2 separate regions of the Homo sapiens genome follow, and region 2 is linked to region 1. A link is a contact called in ENCODE POLR2A ChIA-PET data. All regions are on one chromosome and are shown on one strand. The core of a region is the stretch at or near the end of the contact, and the rest is flanking DNA. Distances in the headings are between cores, read along the strand shown. Region 1 holds the start of MRPS17 (mitochondrial ribosomal protein S17). Region 2 holds the start of ZNF736 (zinc finger protein 736).

The links. ChIA-PET counts read pairs that join two places held with the same protein, here RNA polymerase II (POLR2A).
Region 2: POLR2A ChIA-PET joins it to region 1 with 10 read pairs in naive thymus-derived CD4-positive, alpha-beta T cell. The contact joins the promoter of ZNF736 here to the promoter of MRPS17 in region 1. POLR2A ChIA-PET finds 5 or more read pairs at or near these places in 3 of 52 experiments (GM10248, OCI-LY7 and naive thymus-derived CD4-positive, alpha-beta T cell).

The regions. Positions count from the first base shown.
Region 1 is chr7:55,947,074-55,953,201 of GRCh38, forward strand. It overlaps MRPS17 (mitochondrial ribosomal protein S17), which reads left to right and starts at 4,804. Exons shown (of 3, transcript NM_015969.3): 1 at 4,804-4,857; 2 at 6,106-6,128. The coding sequence starts at 6,123. RefSeq lists an enhancer at 4,857-4,916.
Region 2 is chr7:64,311,430-64,317,444 of GRCh38, forward strand. It overlaps ZNF736 (zinc finger protein 736), which reads left to right and starts at 2,532. Exons shown (of 4, transcript NM_001170905.3): 1 at 2,532-2,724. The coding sequence starts at 2,722. RefSeq lists an enhancer at 2,585-2,764.

The DNA of each region.
Region 1 (6,128 bases), core at 3,554-6,053:
GGACTACAGGCACCCACCACCACGCCTGGCTAATTTTTTGTATTTTTAATAGAGACAGGGTTTCACCATGTTAGCCAGGATGGTCTCGATCTCCTGACCTTGGGATCCGCCCATCTCAGCCTCCCAAAGTGCTGGGATTACAGGCATGAGGTACGACACCTAACTCTGTGTATTTATTTAAGAAAACAATTGATGTTCTTTAAACAGTCAGCATTCCTCTACTTATTTGGACATTTGCAACTAATAAATAAAAAATTAAGAATTTCTAAAATTAGATATGCCTACTCTTTTAAACATTAACTTCAGATGTAAACAGATCTTAATGTTTCATTATATCCAAACCTAAACTGTCAGATTCTATTAAATGCTTTAAACACTTCAAGAAACAGAAAAGATACACCCAGATGTCACAATCATTATACCAAAACCAGTTGAAAAATGTTAACTGCGTGGATTTAATTTTTTTCTTATCCTTATTTGAACACTTTTCCAATTGGAACAGGGTTCCAATTTTCCATATGTTTCTAGGTTTATGTTTTTTTTTTTTGACAGAGTCTCACTCTGTCACCCAGGCTGGAGTGCAATGGCACAATCTCAGCTCACTGCAACCTCTACCTCCCAGGTTCAAGCAATTCTCTTGCCTCAGCCTCCCAAGGAGCTGGGATTACAGGTGCCCACTACCACGCCCAGCTACTTTTGTGTATTTTTAGTAGAGACGGGGTTTCGCCATATTGGCCAGGCTGGTCTCGAACTCCGACCTCAGGTGATCCACCTGCCTTGGCCTCCCAAAGTGCTGGGATTTCAGGCCTGAGCCACACTGCACCCGACCTTTTTTTTTTTTTTTTTTTTTTGAGACAGAGTCTTGCTCTGTTGTCCAGGCTGGAGTGCAGTGGCATGATCTCAGCTCACTGCAATCTCCGTCTCCTGGGTTCAAGCAATTCTTCTGCTTCAGTCTCCCTAGTAGCTGGGATTACAGGCATGCACCACCACGCCCGGCTATTTTTTTTTTTTTTTTGTATTTTTAAGAGAGATGAGGTTTCACCATATTGGCCAGGCTGGTCTCCAACTCCCGACCTTGTGATCCGCCTGCCAATCTTACCAGACCCAAAATAATAATACTGTCTCAAACTAAATTGTAGCATATGCATTAGCAATGCCTCATCCTTGGTCACGTCATCCATAAGACCTTGCATCAATGAAATAACTCTTATTTGGTCTTTTATAACAAAATATCACTTGTAGTGTTGTGGGACATTTTAAGACCTTTTGTATAAACTTTAAATTTTTGAGACTTGAACTTTCCCAAAAGTATCTAGCCATTGTCTGGTCATTTTTTTGACAGGACATAATGATCTTTTTAGCTAGCATTATTCCAAAGCCTTTATATTCCTTATTTGTATAATCAAAAGGCCATCCAGCTCCTTCTTCGTGAAGAGTGCAGTTTTTGTAGTCAGCTTTTCATTGTAGAACATTTGGCTGCTTAATCATTTTGAAACACACTGTTGAATCCTGCTTCTCCTTGGTTATTATTGTATGTAATCATTAGAGCCAATTAACTGTTAGACCGTCTTTCTACTTTGTTGAAGTAACTATTTTAACTGTTAGACCATCTTTCTACTTTGTTGAAGTAACTTTTTCCAAGATTACTTGGCTTGCCTAGCACCCCAATGTTTATTATTTCTTGATTAAACAGGAACAAATCTATATACACATACATATATATGTGTGTGTGTACATATGCTCGTACCTAGTAAGAAAAAAATATATATTTTTAGGTCAATAATGAATAAGGCTGGGTGCAGTGGCTCACGCCTGTAATCCCAGCACTTTGGGAGGTCAGGGCAGGTGGATCATTTGAGGTCGGGAGTTCAAGAGCAGCCTGGCCAACAAGATGAAACCCTGTCTCTACTAACAATACAAAAATTAGCCGGGTATGGTGACGAGTGCCTGTGATCCCAGCTACTCGGGAGGCTGAGGGAGGAGAATCACCTGAACCCAGGATGCAGAGGTTGCAGTGAGCGAAGATCACCCCACTGCACTCCAGCCTCAGTGACAGAGTGAGACTCTGTCTCAAAAAAAAAAAAAAAAGACTATTGTACATTCACATAGTAAAGTTCTGTGCAACTGAAAAGAAAGATCAGCATGTTCAGTACACTCCAGAAGCTGATTTGGAGCGATTCTTCCAGGATATGTTAAGTGAAAAGGGCAAATACAAAGCAGTCTACATAGAATGTTACTTTTGTAAGAGAATATATACAATCTTTGCAAAAAGAAATATAAGCAGGCCAAACCAGAAACTAATAAATTAGTTACCTATGGGAAACAAGAACAAGATCAAAAAGATTGGGAATGGAATGAAATTTCTCTGCTTGTATCTTTTTAAAGTTTTAGTCCTTCCTTCTCCCCTCCCCTCCCCTCCCCTTCCCTTCCCCCCTCCCTTCCCGTCCCTTTTTTTTTTTTTTTTTTTTTTTTTTTTTGAGACAGAGTCTCACTCCCTCACCCAGGCTGGAGTGCACTGGCACCATCTCCGCTCACTGCAACCTCCACCTTCCAGGTTCAAGCGATTCTCCTGCCTTAGCCTCCTGAGTAGGTGGGATTACAGGCGTGTGTCACTATGCCCAGCTAATTTTTGTATTTTTAGTAGGGATGGAGTTTCACCATGTTGCCACAGGCTGATCTCGAACTCCTGGCCTCAGGTGATCCGCATGCCTCGGCCTCCCAAAGGGCTGGGATTATAGGCGTGAGCCACTGCGCCCAGCCTTAAAGTTTTAATTTTTGAACCATTTTAATGATTTACACATTCAAAAAATAAGATTAAAAGGATATGGTTTTTCCTATCCTCGAATACAAAATTGTATACAAACATATAAAAATGAAGGCCAGGCACGGTGGCTCACGCCTGTAATCCCAACACTTTGGGAGGCCGAGGCGGGCGGATCATTAGGTCACAAGATGGAGACCATCCTGGCTAACGCGGTGAAACTCCATCTCTACTAAAAATACAAGAAAAATTAGCCGGGCGTGGTGGCGGGTGCCTGTAGTCCCAGCCACCCGGGATGCTGAGGCAGGAGAATGGCGTAAACCCAGGAGGCAGAGCTTGCAGTGAGCCGAGATTGTGAGCGAGACTCCGTCTGAAAAAAAAAAAAAAATCTAATTGTATAGAATATTGTTACAACCACACAGAAGAAAAAAAAAGAATCCCAAGAAATGTTGAACACAGTGCTGTCATTGTACACTCTAAGGACAAAAAGAACCACAAAAAATAATCTCACGCATCACTTAGAAAGTTTGTTTTTAGTCGGGATATTGTTAGTACAACTCCAAAAGCATATAGTGTATACTATAGGATTTAGCATTAATCATTGATGTTGTCGGGGTAGGGACCAGAGTTCTAACTGTGGAAGAAAGGAGATAAAAATACGGAACTGGTGAAGCAAAAGAAGAAACCCACTGGTGGCTCATGCCTGTAATCCCAGCACTTTGGGAAGCCGAGACGGGCGGATCACGAGGTCAGGAGATCGAGACCATCCTGGCTTACACGGTGAAACCCCGTCTCCACTAAAAAAAATACAAAAAATTAGCCGGCCTGGTGGCAGGCGCCTGTAGTCCCAGCTACTCGGAAGGCTGAGGCAGGAGAATGGCGTGAACCCGGGAGGCGGAGCTTGCAGTGAGCCGAGATCGCGCCAGTGCACTCCAGCCTGGGCGACAGAGACAGCCTCCGTCCCAAAAAAGAAAGAAACCCACTGCTGTTTAAAGGTAGGTGTGTGTGTGCGTGTGTGTATGTTTCAATGTATCGATAGCTACATCTGCTGAAATAGCCTACAGGCAGGAAAATCCCAGTAGCAAGTTGCTCACCTAGCACTCAGAGCTTTGTTGCTAAGTACCACTCCCCACTGATATTTTTCGTTTGAAAAACTTCTGATACAATAACTGGTCAGGGAAAGTATAGGTAAATCTGGACCAGCCAGGCACAGTGGCTCATGCCTGTAATCCCAGAACTTTGGGAGTCCGAAATAGGTGGATCACTTGAGGCCAAGAGTTCAAGAACAGCCTGGCCAACATGGTGAAATCCCGTCTCTACTAAAAATAAAAAAAATTAGCTGGACGTGGTGCCAGATGCCTGTAGTCCCAGCTACTCAGGAGGCTGAGGCAGGAGAATCCCTTAAACCCAGGAGGCAGAGGTTGCAGTGAGTCAAGATCATGCCACTGCACTCCAGCCTGGGCAACAAGAGTGAGACCCTGTCTCAAAAAAAAAAAAAAAAAAAACACTTTTAGGCCAGGCACGGTGGCTCACGCCTGTAATTCCAACACTTTGAAAGGCCAAAGTGGTTGGATCACTTAAGGCCAGGAGTTCGAGACCAGCCTGGCCAACATGTGAAACCCTGTCTCTACTAAAAATACAAAAATTAGCTGGGCATGGTGGTGCACGCCTGTAATCCCAGCTACTTGGGAGGTTGAGGCAGAAGAATCGCTTGAACCCGGGAGGCAGAGGTTGCAGTGAGCAGAGATCGCGCCACTGCACACCAGCCTGGGCGACAGAGCGAGACTCCGTCTCAAAAAAAAAAAAAAAAAAAAGAAACAAAACAAAAGAATGAAAGAAAAGTCCGAAACCTCCTGCGCCACTGTCCACTAGCTGCGCGCGTTAGGAAACCAGAGGTCAGCGCCCCCGACCCCGCCACCGCCGCGGGTCCCTTTAAGGGAGAGTGGGCGGGGTCCTGCCTTTAACTCCGCCCACGGCTAAGGAGATGCACGGCCTACGAGAGGGGTAGTGTGGGACTGAGCCAATGCGTACGGCGTGACGCCATCCCGCTGCGACCGGCGCTCCCCGGGGCAGGTGGCTGCATAGTCTTGGCGGAGGTGAGTCTCGTGGTGGAGGTGAGGGCAGGCTCCGGGGTATTGCTGCCGGGGGAGGATTTGCTGGGGACCCAAGGCACCCTCGCGTGAGAGCCCTGAGAGCGAATCGCTTCGTCTGACCTCGGGGTTGTCTGGGGCGAGGGCACGAATCACCCCAACCTTTCCGAAGCCTGGTGGAATGGCTTGTGAACTGATCTCAAAAGCAGCCCAAGTCATCCGTCGCTGGGCCGGGGAGGGGGACACCGCGGCGGCCCCGCCGAGTGCTACCTGGGCACTGAGCCTGTGGGGAGAGGCGACCCAGCGGGGTGGAGAGAGATAAGGGACCAGTAACGTCCAGCGTTTGTCCGTGGTATTGAGCGTTCTGTGGGTCAAATTCTCAAAGCACTCCTGCGAAATAGGCCTGCCCATTTTGCAGAAGGGGAACGTGAGGCTTGGCGAAGTTAAAGTTACCGCTTTGTAAGCGCTGTAAAGATGAGAGGTTGGGTAGTGGGGAACGTGTAAGCATCTCTGAAATGGTGATTCAAGCCGGGCGCGGTGGCTCACGCCTCTTAATCCCAGCACTTTGGGAGGCTTGAGGCGGGCGGATCACCTGAGGTCAGGAGTTCGAGACCAGTCTGGCCAACATGGTGAAACTCTGTCTTTACTAAAAATACAAAAATTAGCTCGGCGTGGTGGTGCGGGCCTGTAGTCCCGGCTACTCGGGAGGCTGAGGGAGAAGAATCGCTTGAACCCGGGAGGCGGAGGTTGCAGTGAGCCGAGATCGCGCCACTTCACTCCAGACTGGGCGAAAGAACTAAACTTCATCTAAAGAAAAATACATATGGCCGGGCGCGGTGGCTCACGCCTGTAATCCTAGCACTCTGGGAGGCCGAGGCGGGCGGATCACGAGGTCAGGAGATCAAGACCATCCTGGCTAACACGGTGAAACTCCATCTCTACTAAAAATACAAAAAAATTAGCCGGGCGTTGTGGCGGGCGCCTGTAGTCCCAGCTGCTCGGGAGGCTGAGGCAGGAGAATGGCGTGAACCCAGGAGGCGGCGTTTGCAGTGAGCCAAGATCGCACCACCGCACTCCAGCCTGGGCGACAGAGAGAGACTACATCTAAAAAAAAACAAAACAAAACTGTTTCTGGGTGGAGGGGGGAACGAAAAAGAAAAAAACTGTTTCTGGACTAACCTGGACAGTTCTTGTGACAAAATTCATGTGGCATCATAACCACCAGAATATGAGACTTTGGAATTTGCTTTTCAGGTGACCAAAGCCACGTAATGTCC
Region 2 (6,015 bases), core at 1,282-3,781, 8.4 Mb after region 1:
GCCTCTGTGAGCTGAGGTATCAGGCCCCTCTTCCCTATGAATGTTGAAGATTCCACACCAGCCACCAGTCCCTGTTCCCTGAGTGATGAAGCTGCAGAGCTGTCTGCTTGCAAAGCCCAGTGAGGTTTTGCCTGAGCTGGACTCAGACTCTCCCTCAGATGGTGCCAATGGAAGGATAGTAAACTTAGGCCTCTCCAAGGGCAGGCAGCTCGTATGTGGCTGAGCACTTTTGTTTTTTGTTTTTTGGTTTTTTTTGAGATGGAGCCTCCTCTGTCACCCAGGCTGGAGTGCAGTGGCATGATCTTGGCTCACTGCAAACTCCGCCTCCCAGGTTCAAGCAATTCTCTGCCTCAGCCTCCTTAGTAGCTGGGATTACAGGTGCCCACAACCACGCCCAGCTAATTCTTGTATTTTTAGTAGAGACGGGGTTTTGCCATCTTGGCCAGGCTGGTCTTGAACTCCTGACCTGGTGATCCACCATCCTCAGCCTCCCAAAGTACTGGGATTACAGGTGTGAGCCACCGTGCCTGGCCTGGCTGAGCACTTTTTTAAATGGGAGCCCTCAGTTTTTATGTCTGTCATCAAAGAGAGTTGGGGTGGGAGGTCCCTGAGCCTCAGCTCCCATTGTCCCCTTTGAACCCCAGAACCTGCTGCAGACCCAAGTCCTGCTTTGTGCACATCCCCTGCCCCTGGTGGCCCTGGCAGTAATGCAGTATGAAGAGTGTGGGGAGGGGACCTAGTCAGGGTCCAAGGGGCCTTTCTGATGACCATTGGCTGACTTCTAGGGAAATGTAACACCCAGAAAGAAAAGGAAGGTGAGCAGCTGGGGCAACATTGGGAGAGAGTGGGGAGGTGAAAGTCAGCAACACCCTGTGCTATCAGGTGGTGATGGGGATGAGTATCCACTTTTGGGTGTCCATTCAAGGCCTGTCCCTGAAATCTCATAAGCCCCCATCTCCTGGACTCTCCTATCCACATCTTTTACTTGAAAAAGCCAAAGACACGCAGCTGCCTCTCTCCAACTCTCTCCCCTCTTCCTAGCTGGCCTCCAAAAACATGAAGCACTCCCTTATTAACTCTGTGGTGAGATTTTAACAAGTCACAATGTTATGTGGTCCCTAGCTCCACCGTTTCCCAAATCCACTCAGCCCAGCTCTTCCAGGCCTTTACTCTGATTTCTCTTATAGAGGCATTTCAGGGACTGTTGCCACAGGAGGGAAGGGCTGAGGGAGAAAGGCCCCTTGCTCTTTTGATGTGGAGGCCTCCAGCTGGGAGGGAGGAGCTCTTCCCTCTGAATCCCTGGAGCTCTTCCCCATCACAGGTACCTGCCTTTTTGCTGCTTTAGCCTCATCTGGGCTTTCTGTGGTTTCTTCTCTAGGGTGGCCAACTTGGGTGTCTTCCTCTGCCAGGGTCAAGGACAAGGTCAGTGATATTATGCTCCCTTCACCCAGTTATGCCCAGTTACATTGACCTGGTACCCTGGATAACTGGTGTGAGTCAAGCTGGTCCAGTGCTCCTGCCACCTCCAGTAAACTCTGATTCTAGATTCACTCCCTGCTGCAACACTCACTGTGTGTGGAACCTTGGGCATGCAGCCAGGCCTCCCTGAGACTGTTTCTCAACTTGAAAGTGTGATGGGAACCACACCTACCTCACTGGGCCTCGTGAGGACTCAGTTATATGTAGCCGTCACCATTGTTCTCATCATCATCTCTCTCAGGAAGAGCCAGGCACAAGCACTCTCAAATTTTTCTCCTTTGAAGCTCCTCATTACCCTGTGAGGCTCATCATCCCTACATTTTTTAGATAAGAAAACAGAGGCCCAAAGAGGGCAGTGACTTGCCCAGGGCTCTACAGAAGAGGCCGGCTCCTCCCCACACCTGGAGGCCCTGACCTAGCTGACTTTACCCCACAGCCCAGCACTATCCCTGACTAGGGTCCCATCTTGGTTCTCCATGCTTGTTTAGGTCCTCAGGCAGGCTCAGCTTTGGTGGGAAAGAGACAGGGTGTTTTGGGAGGCCTGGGCGAGTGGCACCTCTAACCAATCTGCTAGGCCCTCACCTCTCAGTCTCACTGAGACACTCCATTAATTGGAAGCAGACCCAAAATTGCTTCACAGACTGAAGGTGATAATTGTCTACAGCCAGCTGAAGCAGCTGCATCTCCTGGAGGACTTTGATCTCCTGCAGCTAAAGGGAAAGACAGGATGCTGAGACAGGGCCTGCAGCATACACATAACTATAATTCAGAATGTAATATATACACACACACGAAAATATAATCAGAAAGTGATATAATCTTATATGCAAGGTTAAATACAAATGTCTCTCAGGCAGGGCCAGGCCCCCAGCACAGGGAGGACTCGCCTGAAAACGCTGCAGGCAAAAACCTGTCACCCTTGCCTCATTCAGCCCAGTGTCTGATTACATCTTCTGTCACTTAGGATTGAAACGGGTGGGGCCTGGAGCCCTAGCCAATCAGTGGCGCCAGCGTGAAACTGTCCAATCAAGTGCGCAGCTACAGAGGAAGAGGCGGCCTCTTCAATATGGCGGGGCCTTTGTCTCCTAGCTTCCGGGCTCTGATCCTAGTTCGCGTCTCCACTGTTCCATCTCCTCCGTTCCTGGAGTTCCTCGGTGACTCTACTATAGCTTCTGTTATCCTGTGACCTGCAGGTACTGGGAGATCCATAGGGAGGACGGCGGAACATCTGGAGGCTGGGAAATGGTGAGTGCGTGGAGTGGGTGTCCCGAGAATGGGGAAGAGGCTGTTTGAATCCGGCCGGAACCGGCTGCGGTGGTATCTGGGCCTTCTCGCGGTCTGCTCTGGAGTCTGCATCCCCGAGTCCCCGCGGGCACAGCTCAATCCTCATTTCCCTCCATCGCAGATTAGGGGCTGAGCCAGCAGCCAAAACGCTACGTCTTGTTTTGTCCCTAAACTCGAATTTCTCCCCAGCTCAGATCCCTTCCTGGGCAGCTCTGTGCCGCAACCTCGAGTCTCCCTCCTCCAGATTGTGTGGGGGTGTTGGGAGTGTCATAAGACGGGAATTCTCATTTAGGGTCTGGAGTTCCTCCGTGGAAGAAGCAGTGGGCCGTGGGGTCCCTAGTCCCTCCTTTCTCCTTTTAAAAATAAAATCATGGCCCTTTTTTAAATTTATTTATTTTTGAGACAGTGTCTCACTCTGTTGCCCAGGCTAAAGTGCATTTCGGTTCACTGCAGCCTCCACCTACTGGGCTCAGATGATCCTCTCACCCCAGCCCCCCAAGTAGCTAGGACTAGAGGGGTGCGCCACCACGCCTATTTTGTTTTGTTTGTTTTTGTAGAGACAGGCTTTTGCCATGTTGCTCAGGCTGGTCTCGAACTCCCCGAGCTCAGGTCTCAGGTGATCCGCCCGCCTCGGGCCTCCTAAAGTGCCGGGATTACGTGCATGACCCACCACCCTAGCCTAAATTGAGGCAACTTTAGGATATAATTTGGATGTGTTTTCCAGCCCAAATCTCCTATTTAAATGTAATCCCCCATGTTGGAGGTGGGGCCTGGTGGAAGGATTGTGGGCCCGGATTTCTCACGAATAGTTTAGCACCATTCCTCTTGGTATTGTCCTCTCAATAGTGAGTGAGTTCCCTGAAGTTCATCATTTAGAAGTGTACAGCACCCCACCTTGCCTCTTTTTCAAGCTCTTGCTTCACCTTCATCCATGATTTTAAGCTTTCTGGGTGGGGCCTCCCCAGAAGCAGACGCTGGTGTTATGCTTTCTATGCAGCCTGTGGAACCATGAGCCAATTAATCCTCTTATAAATTACCCAGTCTGAGGTATTTATAGTAATGCCAGAAGCGATTAATACAAATAGTTTACTTGCACAAACAGTAATTTATCAATCAGAGAACACCCAGCTATGATTTGTTGTTTGGGGGCTCAAAGGAGGGTCTTGGAACAAAAGGTTGTTTTTTTTTTTTAAGAGGTATGAGGAAGCAAACCAGATTCAATATTTGATTGGTTACAGTTACGTATTGCATTTGCAGCCCTCCGGTGGAAATGTCCTGGTTATGTAATTAGAGCTTTTTATTGGCAGCTTGTGGTTGGTTAAGCCTAAGTTGTTTTGTTGTTGTTGTTGTTGTTTCTCAAAGTTAATAATTTACCAGAAATTCCTTCGACGTAGTTAGGTTTCCTTAGGCAGAATCCCAGGGCACCATGGCCACTTCAGCCTAATTGCTAGCTATTTAATTATTTTAATGCTCCACAGGGTCGTTGGTTTTCTCTGCATTTTTCAAATGTTTGGCAAGCAGGGTCTCAAATCTAAAACTGTTCTCCCAGCCTAACTGTTCTAGGGACTGTATAAAATTCTAAATTTCCAATTTCTTTCCCACATTCCCAAATGCCAACTATCCCTCTCCAAATCACATTATGAACTATCAGTTCTTTATTTAATTTTAAAACGGATGTGGCATTTTGTTTATTTTTGTTTAACAGAGCCGTGGGTGGCTCTTTTTAATATATTAGTCTGTTTGTGCATATTTCACAGGACAGAAAAGCAAAGAGTAGTCACCTGACACTGCGCATCTCCTCTCATCTTCTCTAGGCACGCGCGCCTTCCCAGAATGTCTTTGGATCCTTTGCAGGGTGATGTGTCCTCAGTCACTCTCCTGTGTTTTCCTGGTCCAAGTATTACAGCTTTCTGGGGATGATCCAAGATACCCACAAGGACCATATCTCTTGGAGTGTCTAGCAAACATTAGCCCCTGGGTCATCTCCTTTCAGAGAAGAGCCTGAGGCATTGGGTGGAGCCTCTCAGGGGAGCAGCTGGATGCCCTCGTGCTGAGAGCAGTTTCCTGATTCACCCTTCCTCTAAAAAGCTAACTGCTTTAACATTAAGATTTTTTTCCCCTCAATCCTAGTTTTCATTTCTTGCAGACACATTGGTGGTCAACCAATCAGGTGCTGATATTGAGGGGAAAAGGCACAAATGCATCTTGCCCTCTGGTTTCTCTCAGGCTTGTGAAGGAGAATAACTGTCCCAAAGTACAGGAAAGATCCACTCTAGTGAGGGAGTGTATAAATTTGCAAAGCAAAATACACATCTGCCACACAGGGGGCAAGTGCAGTATCTTTTGGGAGAGTGATGATCAAGTACTTTAGTGAGCAGAATGGGGGTGGGAGAATCTCTCAAGTGATTGACACATGAGTCTAAAACATTTGTGTTCCAGTCAGCACTACTTCTCCCTGTGTTTGTCACCTTCAATATATATGTTCAGTTATTTCAACTTCAGTTTTTCATTAATTGTATAATGGATTTTATCATTAGAGCTTGAAAGATTAAAAAAAAAATTTTCTAAAAGAAAAGAGGTAGATTTTAGAAAAAAATAGTTTATATTCCATTGGTTGAAAATTCTCATTTACCTTTTATATTTCCCACAGTGAGTGTAGTAAGATTCCGCGTCTGTTCTATTTAGCATGATTTCAAACAGAATCCCAGGGCTTAGCTTTGGGAATGCTACCTGGGAAAAGACAGAGGAAATGTCTCTCTCATGATGCCTGCAGAAAAATAAATACATTTCTACAAGAAAGTGTGGTAGATTAACACGTAAATTACAAAACATTCATGAAAACATCAGTTTCTCTCTTGTGCAGGGTGGAGAATTTGTGACAGTGGCCAACTCATTTTTTTAAAAAATTTCTACTTTGTAGGAAGTATTTATGTGTACACAATAAAAAGATATTTCCCACCATACATACATATCTTTGCTCAGGTAATATATGTAACCTAAAGCAATATGATTGTCTAGTATAATCGTAGCCAGTGAATCAGTAGCTTTTTTTTGAGCTGCAATGGATGTAACAGTTTTATCAGTAATTTTTTCTAAGCTTATAAAAATATTTTTAATCATGTGTTCATGGGAGGTGACACCTCACCAAGGCAAAAACATTTTTTTCCAATAAAATGAATGAAGCTGTTTTTTGAAAGCCAGGCAGATAATTAGCAGATTTTTTTCAAATAGAATCTTAATCTAAAACAGATT